Linked DNA regions of Homo sapiens: region 2 is linked to region 1. Evidence: chromatin loops called from intact Hi-C (ENCODE). Cell type or tissue: GM12878. All regions are shown on one strand.

The links. Peaks named below come from ENCODE experiments on the same cell type or tissue, not always from the same donor. Only the 100,000 strongest peaks of a DNase experiment are listed, where the experiment ranks them.
Region 2: it touches region 1 in a loop (2.5-fold over the local background); 2 of 110 quality-filtered maps call a loop at or near these places.

What each region holds. Positions count from the first base shown.
Region 1 is chr13:103,516,500-103,518,999 of GRCh38, reverse strand. No RefSeq gene overlaps it. Among named protein-coding and RNA genes, the nearest start is that of LINC01309, 93 kb to the right of the region's middle. In GM12878, no CTCF peak of the experiment used is centred here; a DNase peak (open chromatin) is centred at 1,339.
Region 2 is chr13:103,187,860-103,190,359 of GRCh38, reverse strand. No RefSeq gene overlaps it. Among named protein-coding and RNA genes, the nearest start is that of SLC10A2, 120 kb to the right of the region's middle. In GM12878, a CTCF peak has its summit at 1,469 (motif pointing left); no DNase peak of the experiment used is centred here.

The sequences.
Region 1 (2,500 bases):
TTGTCCCTGGTCACAGAGCCAGCAGAGCCTGGACTGGAACTTGATCTCCTTGTCTCGGGACTAATACTCTCCCTACTATGACCAGCTGCTGATGGGGGAATGTGAATGTGGAGGCATATTTCAAGCAAACTAATTTAATGCTTAGATTTGCAAAAGCAAAGCCTAGTTGAGATTGATAAAGAAAAAGACACAATGGGATTCTGAGTACGAGAGAAAGTAAGAAGACATGTATAAAATAGAGAAAAAATGGTGGAAAACCGAAAGGTTTAAACCCTCTTCCCAATATTAAATGTTGCGTCAACTTAGATGAAGGGCTTAACTTTTTGAAGAACTTCTGGTTATTCATCTTCAAAAGGGAAGTAATGATATAGATTCAGAAGGGTTTGATGGGAACATGAGAAAATAACTCACATGAAAATTGTCTTCTAATGATAATAAATATGTATACCTCTAAACGTGCACATATAAAGTTAAATAACGATGCGTTCTATATTTTTACTTCAATATTTGAACAGTTTTTGTTCAGTTGTATCTTATTTCTAATGTCTAAATATATAGGATTTTAAACTAGGCCTTCTGGAACCAATTTCTAGTTAATGAATGAATGATTTATACGAAAATTATTCTTTGATCTTTACTAAAATTTGGTCAATTTTCATGAGGTTCTGTGCGTACTTTGAAACAAATATTTGCTAACACTAGAGTGCACTAATTCTGTTATTTAAATCTGTGCTACACCCAGTTTATTTAACTGAAACAAAAATTACAGTGTTAAAAATCTCCTACAATGATGCCAAGTTTGCTCACTTCTCATACCATCACCAGCCTCAGCTCTAGTTTAATTCTGTGGATTAGTGCTTTCTCATTTTGAGAAATTTGAAGACTTCCTGTATATTCTTGCAGTTTTATATTTTATCTAGTATTATCTTGGTGTTTTGCACTAGATGGAATTTCTGGATTTTAAATCCACCAGATAAAACGAAAGTTAATATTCTGAATTTATTTTCTGTTCTGGTAATACATGATAGTTAAAAAACATGGCAAGCATGCTAGGCTGTACTAATTCAGCAAGCAGTATAAACCTAATCTTTTCCCCATTCCATTGTTGTTTGGTTCTCTGTTCCCTAGTCTGTCCTTTAGTGTCGCTTAACTAATCTCCATCTTCAAGCTGAACTCTGCTTGTGTCTACTTACTGATGCTAGGGAAGTCTGAAAGTGCTGCTTCCAAATTTGTCCTTTCAGAAAAGACTGTGTAGCCATACTTAGAAAGAATTCTCAGTGGCCTCCAGATACCCTGAACTGAAACCTTCCATTCTAACGAGAAGCATTAACATTTGGTGTAATCATTACATCCAATTTGGTGTAATCATTACCTTGTTTGGCTCAGAGGTTTCCCATGGGCAATCAAATGTAAACAGTGCTTTCTATAAATGACCTTTGTTTCTCACAACTGAGCCTCACACTGATGTTGAAATCCAGATTTCCTCTTTATTTATTTTTTTAATCTCCAAATGGGCTTAAGCAACAGAAGTAATGATGATGTCTACACATAAAGTGAAAGCCATTTACAACTTTGTTTTCTTAAACATCATCAATTTTGTAATATAAATATAAAAGAAATTACCTAGAGTTGAATATAAACCCCTAACACATTTTGTGTTCTTGTCATTTTCGTATGTCCATGCTGACACAGGTGTAGCTAGAGAAGAACTCCTATTGAAAGTAAAAGGCAGTATCTGCTCTGCAGCTGCAATAGCTGCTTATGGAATCTACAGTTTTGTTTGCTTGTTTCCCAGCTCATCACTTCACACATGGTACTTAAGTTTCTGACTGCAGGGTGAAATATACCAGCCATGACCCAGATTATTACCAGACGTTTTGAACATAAGAACAAAAACACAGGTCTTGTTTAAGCCCCTCTTAATTTGTTGTGTGCTGTTGCCATCACTAATACTCACAGGCAAACCTACTCCCAACTAGTATTTATTTATTTAATTTTTATTTTATTTATTTATTTATTTTGAGATAGTCTTGCTCTGTTGCCCAGGCTGGAGTGCAGTGGCTCAATCTCAGCTCACTGCAACCTCCACCTCCTGGGTTCAAGTGATTCTCCTGCCTCAGCCTCCCCAGTAGCTAGGACTATAGGCATTCGCCACCATGCCCAGCTAATTTTTGTATTTTTAGCAGAGACGGGGTTTCACGATGTTGGCCAGGCAGAGCTTGAACTCCTAACCTCAGTTGATCTGCCCACCTCGGCCTCCCAAAGTGCTGGAATTACAGGCGTAAGCCACCATGCCAGGCCCCAACTAGTATAGATGTAGGTACCAGGAAGTAGGGGGCTTACAAGTAGCAGGACTTAAACTAATAGCATTTGTTTGGTGGAATTAGTAGGGAGGGGTATTTCACAGTGTGGGCTAGCGTAACCTGAAAGCTTCTCATACCTTAACAAAACCTTGACAAAAGAAGTCCCTGCTGTTTCTTAGAAGGCAGATCACATTTCA
Region 2 (2,500 bases), 330 kb after region 1:
GGACAAAAGTAGACAATTGAGTTTCCACAAAAATCTAAGAAACCCCCACATGCACATAAACTACTCCTTTGCTTTGTCTGAATGTTCCCTGCCTGCTCTTAGAAGCTGCATAAGAAGTCAGGGATATTTACCATTACTCAATAAGCCAAGCACCTTTTTACCTAAATTGGATCTCCTAAGTTTCCATCCAAATGAAACAAGCACACTAAAAGAATTTGCTTCTGAAAGGAAGTTGAGTTTAATATTCCATTTTAGTGACTATGTAAATCATACAATGTCTTATAAACAAAGCAAGTTTATTCTCAAGAAAGAGATTATAAAATGTAACACCGTCTTTTGGGAAGCCATTTACCTGATTCAGACAACTTTAGCACAGTCTTTACATCATTGAACCTTAAATGTCTTCCCCTAAGTCTCTCAGTTTATGTTCAAACAGGCATCTGTTTTTCAAGTAACCAAGTAAACATAACCTGTTCATGTGGAAGCTATTGACTTCTGTAGCTAATAAGCATTACACAAACCAAGGAAAATGGTAAGGTTATGACAAATGGCATTCTGTTTCCTTTAAGATATGTTATGATATACCAAAATGATTGCCAATACCATACTTGACACACACAATTGAGGATTTTCCAAACATTTTTACTATATTTATTTATACCAAATGCATCATGTGGCATATTGATTTGATTGTATAGGCAATTTCCCCTACAAAAACTAGAGTCAAGGAAAAAACACTCCATCAAAATTACAGACTTAGGAAAGAGGAAAAACAAACATGGAAATACATTTGAAGTAGTAGTCTTTAAAAAATAAAATGTCCTGTATGAAACTCCAGGTTGGATATAGAAATTTGTTCTGGAAGAACTATATAGATGATGTCAGAGTGCCTGAACCATAACCAAAAAGTTCACAGCTAGGATCAATTATGAGTAATTGATTATCTCACTTGCATTGGTCAATGTGTGTGTGAGCTCATTATCAATGAAGTAAGTAGCGTGGTCTATGTCTCTAACAGACTAAAAGCAGCTCCTTAGGGCCACTTGAATGACTATGTGTGTGTGAACAAGTACAAGTGAAGGGTCTTATAAGATACCAAGCATTAACATGTCATGGTTTTGAGGGGGGTTGGTTTGGGGAGGTCTTTTGGGGGGTTATTCATGGAGGTTGGGCAACATGGCTGAGTTCTAGTCAGCGCTGGAGTGCTGACAAGACACTTTGGCCAAAGTGTCACATCCCATTCTCTTGGCCTTTCCCAAATTCATTTCTCTCTCCCAGAGAGATTCACTGAGCAGTTAAATATCATGCTTAATAGCCCTCTGACATAAGAAAGAGATTATATTTAATAGATTTGAATATCCTTTTTCCTATCACACTTAGCATTTCACAATTCGGGAACTTAATTTGTTTGCAAAGGTACAGAAAAAGAAAGTGATTTCTGGATTTCATATATAGTACTTTCTTGCCCCCTACTGGAAAATGTGAACCTGGCATACTAAGAATTCTAATTTTAAAGTGTTTTCCGATTGATCTTTCCTATAAGCCAGTTCACAAACCCACATATACTTCAAACAAGAATAAAATGTAGTAGGTGTAGAAGTTTAATACCATTAACTATGCATTTTATTAAAAAATAATGAACTTAAGAAATCCAATTTACTTTTAAAAATACCCTCAGGAGTACAAAAGTCAATTTTCCAATTGCATAGTGAAAGTAAATCCACCATATCAAGGTGAAAACTGGTACAATTCTTTGTAAATAGAGCTTAAGGGGAGCTTAACATTAAACTGGATTTGCAAAGATTATAAAGAAGTGTGTTTTCTGCTTTTTAAATATTATTCATGACTTCTTGAGCATCAAAAAAATAATTCCATTAGAAAGGGTATTTCAATATTAGCTTTATTTTTGAAGGTACACATGCAGTTTTTCTTGAGAAATATTTTTAACACAGAGAACCCGGGGCCCCTGGACCACTTTTTGATCATTTCTTCTGCAGCAGTGAGTTATGAACATGCTCTCACTGGAATGATGGCCACCACTATTTCTTGGATACACATTTTCGCTTTTGTGGTTCAAGGCCTCTACATTCTTTTATGCAAATCCAGCTAATCACGAATTGCAACCCATGCAATGATTAATGTTCTTTGACAACATTCTTTTGTCATCCGATTCCAGTGATTGTGAGGTCCATAGTCAGAATGACCAGCCCTCAAACAAAGAAGAGGCCATTCTTTGCGGGGCACACTGCTGGGATGTGCCTCTGGCTTCTCATGCCTCCTTCAGTCTCTGACACCCAGGAGGGAACTACTGCTGGACTGAAAGACTGAAAGAGCCTCTGAAAGAGGCTCTGTGGGGAACTTCTCCATCGTCAGCCACATGGAGCTTTTCACTCAGTGACCCGAATCATTCAAAGGACAGGCCACTTCCACGGTAAGGCAGGAACGCCTCACAAGGGCAGGCAGGCACACCCAATGAAGAGAAAGAGCTTCCCCTTTCTGG